2 separate regions of the Homo sapiens genome follow, and region 1 is linked to region 2. Evidence: chromatin contacts called from ENCODE Hi-C or POLR2A ChIA-PET data. All regions are on one chromosome and are shown on one strand. Each heading gives the region's core, a stretch centred on a gene start or an enhancer-like site at or near the end of the contact. The rest is flanking DNA. Distances are from core to core; before and after follow the strand shown. Region 1 overlaps BCL2 (BCL2 apoptosis regulator). Region 2 has its middle 69 kb from the start of TNFRSF11A.

Region 1 (5,540 bases), core at 2,450-4,949, 860 kb before region 2:
TAAACATCTGAGAACAGAAGTCCTAAATAACATTTTTATATTCCTTGTTGATGTAAGTTCTTTATTTGGGGACAGCAGTTTGGTACTTGTTCCTCTGTCAAATTCTGATGTACTTTCCCTTTTTCCTATGATGAGGACACCACTGACCCCTAGCCTGGAATTTTACTTTGGGTAGTGGTGGTATTTGCTTACCCCGTGGGACTTTCCTGTTGAATCCCTCTAGTCTGCAGTGAGTGGCCTGTGTCATAGTGGGATGTCTGACTGGTCGGAGCAAAGGTACCCAATCCTCCAGCCTGACCATGAGCTGGGTGGTGAACTAGCCAGCCACAAACAAGCCAGATGGACAGACAGACCAAAATAGCCACTTGTCCACCTCCTTCCTGGAAATGCAGAAGGGCTGCTCCGGAGGTCCAAGAAGACCTAATTTGGTCAGCAACCCAGCACTTACTCTGAACAGGAGGTGGAGTTGTGAGCCTGGTATAAGTTCCCTACCTCCGATTCTTTACTTTTACCACACACGTTTGCACATTTCAAGGAGATGATCAGCCACACTACCAACTACTGATGGGTAACAAATACTCTTTACGTCAAAGCTCTTCTGATGATTTTCCTGGATTCTGTACTTGTACAATGAATGTACTTGTGCCTTTACTCCAAAGAAAATTAGTATATGTGGCTGGGCACAGTGACTCACGCCTGTAATCCCAGCACTGTGGGAGGCCGAGGCAGGTGGATCACTTGAAGCCAGGAGTTCAAGACCAGCCTGGACAACATGGTGAAACCCCACCTATACTAAAAATATAAAAAAATTGGCTGGGCGCAGTGGCTCATGCCTGTAATCCCAGCACTTTGGGAGGCCGAGGCGGGCAGATCACTTGAGGTCAGGAGTTCGAGACCAGCCTGGCCAACATGGGGAAACATTGTCTCTACTAAAAATACAAACATTAACTGGGCATGGTGGCAGGAGCCTCTGGTCCCAGCTACTTGGGAAGCTGAGACAAGAGAATTGCTTGAACCTGGGAGGTAGAGGTTGCAGTGACCTGGGATCATGCCACTGCACTCCAGAGCGAGATTCTGTCTCAAAATAAAAAAAAAAAAAGAAAAAATAACAACAAAAAAGAAAATTAGTATATGTGCTTTACTCTTTAGGCAAACCCAATATTATACAAATTCAGTTTTTTAAGACAGGATAGGACATTTTATTTTTCAGAAAATGTATAACCACATTCCTTAAATGGCGTAGGTAGTATAATATAAATATGGTTTATCCCCTAAGACCGTTTTTATTTCTATGTGAGTTTCAAAGCTCTCCCTTTTTCCTATTCATTCAACAACTCCACGCTGAGTTGTCTTATGGGAGGAAAGGCTGCCCTGCATGGCTCTCTTGCAGCTAATGAAATGAGCAGTTGGCTTTGGTGTTTTATCACTTTGGGTCAGAGATCTATTTCTTGCTCCTTACTCCTTCAGTGAATATCTAGTTCGTGCTCCCTATGGATCAAGCATCGTGCTGGTCTTCTTCCATCTGCCTTGTTCCCAGTGGGAGCAGTTGGAAGGATGCTGATGGTTTCTTCCTCCAGGAGAGGAAGGGCAGTGTTTCATGTCACTCACAACCAAGCAGCTAGTTGTCGGCTCTTGGAAAACTAGTTCACCAAAGGGAAGCACTGAGCCTGAGGCCCTGGGATGGGTTGGATTCTTTTCTAAGTGGAATAACATTCTACTCCTCCTGCTTAACCTTTCCTTGCAAACTAAAATGGGAAAATCACTCTATGGACAAAGTCAAGCAGAAATAAAAAATACCCTCTCTGAGGCAGCCTGGCAGTACCTGCATGAATCAGCCAGTGTTTGGATAAGAAGCAGCCCCTCGAGAAGGAATGGAGCCCTTCCCTGGACCTTAATTGATTTTTGTATTTGTTCTTCTTCTTTTAATTCTTTGTGGAAAAGTGATTTGTACTGCAGAGTGGCTTTAACATATTATGGGTGCTGTTTTATGTAATACTGTTCTTATCTAAAGATCATTTCTGCTTGTTTTGCCCTATTTTTTTTCCTGATCCAGCTCATGTTTGTTTTTCTTTTTCATTTTATTTCTTCTTTTTGAAGGAGTTATTGTTCCTCTTATTTCTCCCACTTCATCTACCCCCGTTATCTGCCAGGAGAATAGGAGAAGACATGGGCCACTTTTTTTTTTCCATTTTTAAAATCAATTGGCTAGATATCACCTTTCTCTCGTGAGTTTGTTTCATAACGCAGAGCCTCATTAGTAACGAACCTGACCCTTAAGAAGTTGGGTTATGTTTATTCCTAGGGATTAAGGCACTGTTCTGGCCTGGTTGGCCCTTTGCTGTCTGTGCTATCGTCCGCCCCTGCTGACCAGGGCGTGCCTGGCTCATGGACAGGGCAGCTCCTTGCAGAGGTACCCTGCTGTCAGGGAAAGTTCTATGGACTAGTAACTGCTAAGATCTTTTTTGATAAAATGAGATCTTGAAGCCTTCAATCATGAGCCTCAAACAATTTACATAATAAATCCAGAACTTGGAGATCCAAAAGATATTGCCATGTTTTTGGTTATGTTGCTAGGGAACTATGCCTCCGTTTTCAAATGATACATTGCTGTGTGTGTGCGTGTACATGTGCATGCATGTGTGTGTATGTATGGAATGAGGAAAATTAGGTGTTTCATGCTTATGCATTGTAGTGAAGGCTACAGTGTTGTTAGGCTTTTCTGATGGATATCATAACTCAAACTACAGAATTTGTTTACAGCAGTGTTCATGTGACCAAGAAAAAAAAAAGCAGATGAAAAGTAGCCAGACGTGTTCAAAACACAACTAATAGATCAGGTTTCTGGAACATCTGAGTCTAAGGGTTTGGTCTTCCTCACAATATGTTGAGAGGTGATGTTTTAAAAGCAAAAACGGAGAAAAGGCCAGCTGTGGAGAATGGTAACTGAGACAATTAGAAAGCAGATGTGTGCAATTGAATGTAGTCAGCCTTAAATGGATCCACACTCTCTTCTGTATGAGGGTCTGGAAGGGAGAGTTCACAGAATAAAAATGGAGTCATTTTATTCTTTCTGTTCAATATAGATTCCCACATACAGCGAGTATTTGAATTGTGACTTGCTTTCTCATTGGCGTAATTCCCACCTGCCTTTGGAAGTCCATTCCGAGGTGACCTTGCCCCCTGCAATATGGAATGGGAAAACACCTGGCTGAGTCTAGACGTCTGATAACCACGTAGGTGGGTAAGGTAACCACTGGGATGGCTGGAAGGTGTTACCCAGGGAAACTGAAGGCCAGGATGAAAATAAAAGCAAACGGTTTCCCCTTGGGCAATGACTGCCATCAGGATTCTGCTGCTGATAAAATGCTGCTCCTTTGTTCTGCTTCCTGCGTGTTCATCCATATGATAGCTGTTAGACATTTCATTCAGCTTTCACCCACCTGGCACTGCTTCAGTGCCAACCAACGGCAAGGTGCTCCCCAGCTGCCATGGGGAGCCGGGTACAAATAGACCTCAGCGAAGCCCTGCGTGCATGCAAACTGCGTTTGCCTTTTGCATTCTGCTTTTCTCTCGGGGCCATGCTTGGGACACTTACACGCTGCCCGCTTTCTTTCTGTGATGGGGGCTGGTGCCTTTGCACTAGGCCCCCACAGTCATCAATAGCCCTGTTCATGTGGGAGGTGACAGCAACATTTTGCCACATTACAGGCTGCAGGGCTCAATGTGAACATTCTTCTTAGAGTGAGCAAAGGGCATGGGACTTCTGACGGCCAGGGAAGTCACAGCCTGCACCACAGTGCGAAGATCCTCCATCTGGGCCATGGGGAGCACTTAGAATGTCTTTTTATGGGTTCAATAAAATGTGATGAACAAATGTTTGTGGTGAAGCTCTATTGTGAGGTTTTCTGATCATATGTAACATAATTACTGAAATCTTTGTCAGGCATTGTTTTGCATTTTTATCTACAAAGGAAGCCAGTGACAAGCTCACCACTGTTCTCTGTTTTCCCTTTAGTCGGTTCTTAATCATCCAAGTCAATAGAGAAAATCACCATCATCGATGACGCAAACCCGTAAAAAGTCCAAAAATAATTTGTGTTTGATTTTGAGATGGAGATGGTAGGCATGTGAACAAAACGTGCCAAGACATTTAGGCTACTTTGAGGTCCAGGCCAATGCCCTCCCAACTCGGCTCTGCTCCCCCTGAAGCCGGAGACCGTGTATAGGGATCTGGGGGACCGGAGGGCAACGCCAGAGAACAAGTGGAGGAGGTGGCTATCAATCCTCAGAGTTTGTCATCCACTATGAAGAAAGCTGGCCAGGTTTTGTTCTGATAACATCACATAGATATTTTATACTTTTTAAAAGATGATCAGAGTGACATCTGTGTGGTTAAAAAGCCAAATAACACAGAAGGCTTTTAATAAAAAATAACAGCCCTGCCTGGGTCCTGTCCTTCCTTGGTCCCACTTTCCAGAGGAAACACCTTTGAACCCTCCCAGCTTTGTTGAAAGTTCTTTGGGTGGCTACCTTCATATCTTTAAATAATATATGGTAGTACCATTTGTACTAGTTTTCTAGGGCTGCTGTGACAAAATACCGTAAACTGGGTGGCTTAAAACAATAGAAATTTATTATCTCATAGTTCTGAGGGCTGGAAGTCTGTAATCAAGGTGCCAGCATGGCCACACTTGTTCTGAAGGCTCAGGGGGATCCACCCCCCACCTCTTCCAGCTCCTGGAAGTGCCATCGGTCCTTAGCTTGCCCTCTGTGTCCCTGTGTGTCCCTCCTCACATGGCATTTTCCTCTGCCTATAAGGACGCAGTCCTATTGGGTTAGAGCCCACCCTAACGACCTCCTCTTAACTTGATTACATTTACAAAGACCGTGTTTCCAAATTAAGTCACATTTACAGGTACTGGGGACTTGAACATATCTTTTGAGGGGACATAATTCGACCCATAACACTACTCTTTCTCAGTTTATTGCCTTCCTTTTATAGTCAATGGGGTTTCTCTCCCTGATTCAGCCTCGTCTGTGTCTTCTCTCAGACCTCTTCCCTCTCCATGCTCCGTCCCTCCACTTAAAGGACATTGCTTATTTCTCAAACAAATTCTTGGAAACCTCATTTCTCATTCTGTTGACCTTAGAGAGCATCACTTAATTACTCATTTAAAAAATGAAAGCATTCACTCTTTCGGCTCCCATCTTCTACCTCTGAGCCTCTGTCAGCTAGGGCCAAGCTTGATGCCATCCGTGTTCTTTTCAGTTCCCTGAATGGTTAAATCCTCTGTCATTTGTCCTCAGACGAAGAATGGATATTTGTCTACAGCTTCTATTGATAGGATCTGAAAGTTGAAAACCAATAAACAGTGTTATCGTGACTCTGTCTCCTGGATTATTATACCTTTGCATGCCCTCTGGGTTTTAATTAAAATACTTTATACCATTTGAAAAATGACAGCATAATTTCTGTTTGTTTAGTACTTTAGAATCTACATTTATTTGATTTTAGATGGCAGCATACTTTGCTTGCTCTG
Region 2 (5,856 bases), core at 1,494-3,993:
CAACTCGGCCAGGCTGGCACCCTGATTTTGGACTTAGCCTCCAGGATTGTGAGAAATACATTTCTACTGTTTATAAGCCACCTAGCCTACGGTATTTTGTTATAGCAGCTGGAACAGTCTAAGACACTTACACAATCCAGCAGTCCCACTCCTAGTTACCCAAGAGAAGTGAAAACTTATGTCCACAAAGCTCTGTCACTACAGAAACCCACAGTGAGTGTTGACAGCAGTTTTATTCATAGTTTCTCAAAACCAGAAATAATCCATCTGTCACTCAACTGGTGAATGGATAAACAAATTCTAATACAACGAGGCAAAGAAAAAAAAACACTATTTAGCAATAAAAAGGAACAAGCAAGTGATACATGCAAAAACATGCCATTATGCTAAGTGAAAGAAGCCAGATCCAAACAACTACATACAGTATGATTCCGTTTATGTGACATTCTGGGAAAGGCCAAGCTATAGGGATAGAGAACAGATCAGTTGTTGCCAGGGGCTCAGGTGGGGAAGACAATTGACTACAAAGGAGCAGGAAGGAACATTTTACAGTGATGGAGATGGTCTATGTCGTGATTGTGGTGGTGGTTGCATGACTACATGCATTTGTCAGAATTCATAGAACTGTAGATGTAAAAAGGTGAACCTTCCCTCATGTACATGATACTGACTCAATAAAGTGATGTATTTTAAAATGAGTCATTTTGTGACTCTCTGCGTATGCTGATGTTGAATAACCTTTCATTAAAACTCTTAAGGGAAATAAGCATGGGGAAGGCGGGCAAGTGGAGCAAAGGGGGAGTGACTCCTTTGCTTTTCAAATAACTAGCCCAGGTGCTACACTGTAGCTGCTTTTCTCTGAGCAGGAAACAGAAGTGGCTTGGGTGACAGGGCCTATGACTGACTGTAGTGTTCTTGAAGAACAGTGGTCACCATCTGTCCCTCTTGGTGAATGTCCTCTAGTCCATGGATGCCTGCTCATTGTCCACACCATCCATGGATGCTCAGACATGGTGTGTGTGGGTTTGTATTTGTAATTGTTTGTTCAGGTTTAAAGATCTCTCAGCCATGTCATGATGGTGATTTCATTATTTATAATGAACATATGGTCATGAACACAGATCCACAGGGCCTGGCAGCAATAATGGACAAATGCCCATCAGCTACTGAGTGGGCTGCCCATCCTTCTGACATTGCACACGTATTTGCACTTGCTCTAGGTGCTAAAAAAGGATAACCAGTGTCATCTTATCACAGAAAGGAATCTCTTTGGGGGCATAGCGCCAACAAGTTACAATCTAAGGATGTAATGTTAGAGTTCTCCAGAGAAATAGAACCATAGATAGAGAAAGAAAGAGAGAGGTAGATCTATAGATAGATGTGTGTGTGCATATATATACATGTAGATACATGTGTGTATATATATATATACACACATGCATATATATACACACACATATAAATATATGTATATAGAGAAATATACATACATAGAGATAGATATTTTATATGTATTATATATGTATTTATATGTATATATGTAATATATAATGTATTAGGGGTCTCTAGAGGGACAGAACTAATAGGATAGACAAATATATAAAAGGGAGTTTATTAAGTATTAACTCACCCAATCACAAGGTCCCACAACAGGCCGTCTGCAAGCTGAGGAGAAAGGAGAGCCAGTCCGAGTCCCAAAACTGAAGAACTTGGAGTCTGACGTTCAAGGGCAGGAAGCATCCAGCATGGGAGAAAGATGTAGGCTGGGAAGCTAGGCCAGTCTAGTCTTTTCATGTTTTTCTGCCTGCTTTATATTCTAGCTGTGCTGGCAGCTGATTAGATGGTCCCCACCCAGATTGAGGGTGAGTCTGCCTCTCCCAGTCCACTGACTCAAATGTTAATCTCCTTTGGCAACACCCTCACAGATACACCCAGAATCAATACTTTGCATTCTTCAATCCAACCAAGTTGACACTCAGTATTAACCATCACATATATAGAGAGATTGATTGAGTTATTAATGATAAGGAATTGGTTCGTGCAATTATGGAGGCCAAGAAGTCCTATGATCTATTGCAAGTTGGAGATCTGTTGTCTGGAAAGCTGTTGGTGTAGTTCAAAGGCCTCAGAACCAGAGGGCTGATGGTATAAACTTCAGTCCAAGTCTGAAGGCCTGAGAACAAGGTGCACAGAGGGTAAGACAGAATCCATGGATGTCCCAGCTCAAGTTGTCAGGCAGAGAGGAAAATTCAACCTTCCTCTGTCTTTTTATTGTATTTGGCCCTCAACGAACTGGATGATGCCTGCACACTGGTGAGGGTGGGTCTTCTTTACTCTGTCTACTGATTCAAATGTGTGTCTCTTCATAGAGGCAGAAATAATGTTTAACCAGATATCTGGACATCCTGTGGCTTAGTCATATTTATACATAAAATTAACCATCATAGATATAAAGTTTTCAATGCAAAGTTCTATGACTTACTATTTAATTTGGGACTAAATCTGATTCTAATGAAAAGATTTGTGGTATGAAAAGAATATTTCCGTCATTGACTCTGCCTATCCAAATCAGTTTAACTCTAGTTCATAGCATTTTTTTACAGCTGAAAGCAGAATGCCTTGGAGGAAGCAAAAATTACTAGATATAAACATGACCGCCTATCCACAAAGTCATCCTAACCGTGGGCAGGTCTCGAACTCCTGACCTCAAGCCATCTGCCCATCTCTGCCTCCCAAAGTGTTGGAATTACAGGCGTGAGCCACCGCACCCAGCCAGTTTCATTTTCCTTGACTCCCTAAGGCATTGTTAGAGGTTCTTATTTTTCCTGCTTCCTTTGGGAACCCAGATATGAGCATGAGTTCTTGATCTTGTCAGCTCAAGATTTTGCTTTTCTTGAAGGAATTTCTAAACAATCTCATATTTCAGTCTACCATGTGCTGTTGCTTCTTCACAGGGTATTGCCTTGGGCTCACCTGTATGAAATCGCTTCTTCAGTTTTGTTTCCTTTAGCTTGCCTTATGAATTCTGCTTTGAAATCTCTCCTTTGGACATAGTAGCCTTGTCTGGACTTTGGTCAGCGTGTGAAAACGCAGTAAGGAAGTTGGGATGACGGCGAGGCAGTGAGGTTTAAGGGTGTTCCTGAGGGTTCAGGGCATATCACCTGCATTCACTCATTCAGCACATGTTTCTTGAGCATCCACATATGCCAGGAATCATGCTGCCTGCTGGATACAGTGGCGTGTGTGCGTGTGTGTGTGTGCGTGTGTGTGTGTGCGTGTGTGTGTGTGCGTGTGTGTGTGGTGGTGAGACAGGTCCTATTCAAATTCTAAAATAAATTTATCATTACAAGCTGGAATAATGCCACAAAGGATAAGTTCCAGCATCTCTAAGCACCCCTAAAAAGGGGACCAGTCTGGTCTCAGGGAGAAAGGGCAGTTAGGAAATGCTGCCCTGAGGAAGTGCTGTTTGAACTGAGAGGTGAATTGGATCTAACCAAGGGAAAAACCAGGAAGAATGCTGCAGTCAGAGAAAATCACATGTGCAAAGCCCCCAAGGTAGGCAGTGTGTGCACTGGAGAGACCAGTGCAGCTGGAGGTGGGGAGAGTAGCGTGAGATGAGGCTGGAGGGTGGGGAGCCATGAGGACCATCTGAAAGCCTTTGGTCTGTATTCCACGAACAACAGAGAGCCGTGAAGTTTTATGTGAAGGCTGATGAAATTCGACTGGAGTTTTATATTTTCAAGAGTACCTGCTCTTGGGAAGGCTGGTTCGGGTAAGGTTCATAATGCCCTGATTCCTTTTTTCCCAACATCTGCCTGTCTCTGGCATAGTCGGCTTCACTAGCTGCAAGTATAAACACAGTCACAGCTCATCATTTTTCCAATTAATATTAATAGCTGGAGCTCCCATATGTCAAACTGCTCACATTTGAAGCCTCCCCCACCAGTCGTCTACAAACTCCAACATCTTACTTGGTCCAAAGCAGACACATTCTCCTTCCAAATGCCCCAGAGAGGGTGAGGAAGGCTAGTGACTTCAGTAGCCTGAAGGGACTACAGTCCCTGTCTCCTGCCTCAGTCATGGCCTCTGCTCACTGCTGGGCACTGGTCTTATGCATACACATACTTCTCTACCCCCGAGGGGAGGCTTGGGCTTCAGGGTTAAAATCAGACCTCCCTCACTCACATGCTCTGCCTTTGTCTCCAGAGCTGAGTCAGAGGCGGCTGGATGTGCAGGAGCATCCACTTGTCCAGCCCCAAATCTCTCCCACAAACCTTCCACGTCAGGCCATCAGCCCAGGTGCACCTTTAGCACCCTGGGTATCCTTCCCTGCTGGGGAATCTTAATCCTTCAGAGAAGCTCCCAGTTGTTGACCCTCTTGGGGCCTTTCTTGTCACCCAGCACAGGCTCTGTGGACTAAGGGACAACTGCAGAGGCATGTTTGTTGTGCTCTGGTCACAACAAACAGATATTTACCATATGATATTTACCAGACCAACACAAACCAACTGGACTTACACTGATGTGATTAAACAACTTTCCTCATGCCAACAAAATCTGTCCCGGGGATGCTTGCTGTCTCCCTTGCCAGGCATAGAGGATGATGGCATTTGCACTCTGTTTTTATTTTTTCCCTCACCCAGCACTCATTATAATATTCTCCTTAATATATAAAATAATCAGAAAATATCAATAGAAAGACATTTCATGGGCTGGGCACGGTGGCTCACACCTGTAATCCCAGCACTTTGGGAGGCTGAGGTGGTGAATAACGAGGTCAAGAGATCAAGACCATCCTGGCCAACAGGGTGAAACTCCGTCTCTACTAAAAATACGAAAATTAGCTGGACGTGGTGGTGGGTTCCTGTAGTCCCAGTTACTGGGGAGGCTGAGGCAGGAGAATCCCTTGAACATGGGAGGCAGAGGTTGCAGTGAGCCGAGATCATGCCACTGCACTCCAGCCTGGCGACAGAGCAAGACTCTGTCTCAAAAAAAAAAAAAAAAAAAAAGAAAGACATTTCACAGTTCCCCGACCAATAAAACACATTTATATCAGCATGTGTGTTACAAAACTCAGTTTCCACGGGAGAATGGGCCCCTAGGAGGGTGACTGCTGCATTCCATAAGGATATAGGACAATTCTAGGACATGGCAGCTCAGAACTGGGCCCTGACATTGGGAGTCCCACTGTGTAAATGTGGAAAAATGTACTCTGAATAAACACTACTGGTGTACATCTCCTGAAACATAATTTTTTAAAAAATGAAAAATTATGTCTTCATTTTTTTCTAATCATAACAGATACTTACAGAAATGCTCTAAAAACTTTAAACATGCTTATTCCACTTTCCAGAATATATAAAGAACTTTCAAAACTCAATAAGAAAACAATTAAAAACAAACAATCCCAGCTCTTTGGAGGCCAGAGTGGGAGGATTGCTTGAGGTCAGGAATTTGAAACCAGCCTGGATGACATAGCAAGACCCTCTCACTACAGAAAAATTAAAAAGTTAGCTGGGCACGGTAGCACATATCTAGGCCCAGCTATCCAGGAGTCTGAGGTAGGAGGATCATTTGAGCCTGGGAAATCGAGGCTTCAGTGAGCTGTGATCACACCATTGCACTCCAGCCTCGGTGACAGAGCAAGACCCTATCTCACAAAAAGAAAGAAAAAAAATGAGCAAAAGATTTGAACATACTTCATCAAATAAGAGACAAAGATAGCCAAATAAGCACACGAGAAGGTATTCAGTCACAGACTGAAAAGAAAGCCACAGTGAGATACTATACACCTATAAGAATGGCAAGCATTAAAGCAAACCAGCAAATAACTGATGATACCAAATGCTGGTGAGG

Evidence for each region. A loop is a pair of places that touch in the nucleus more often than their neighbours do. ChIA-PET counts read pairs that join two places held with the same protein, here RNA polymerase II (POLR2A).
Region 1: a loop to region 2 is called in a map of CD8-positive, alpha-beta T cell, with 12 times the contacts of the local background. The contact joins two enhancer-like sites. A Hi-C loop is called at or near these places in 1 of 168 maps with a recorded cell type or tissue (CD8-positive, alpha-beta T cell). POLR2A ChIA-PET finds 5 or more read pairs at or near these places in 1 of 52 experiments (HEK293).

The regions. Positions count from the first base shown.
Region 1 is chr18:63,257,351-63,262,890 of GRCh38, reverse strand. The region is part of intron 2 of BCL2 (BCL2 apoptosis regulator); the gene reads left to right. Among named protein-coding and RNA genes, the nearest start is that of BCL2, 60 kb to the left of the region's middle. Within about 2 kb of position 3,699, at least 6 of the 41 ENCODE cell types and tissues checked have a DNase peak (open chromatin) inside an H3K27ac peak, as active enhancers do.
Region 2 is chr18:62,391,463-62,397,318 of GRCh38, reverse strand. No RefSeq gene overlaps it. Among named protein-coding and RNA genes, the nearest start is that of TNFRSF11A, 69 kb to the right of the region's middle. Within about 2 kb of position 2,743, at least 2 of the 41 ENCODE cell types and tissues checked have a DNase peak (open chromatin) inside an H3K27ac peak, as active enhancers do.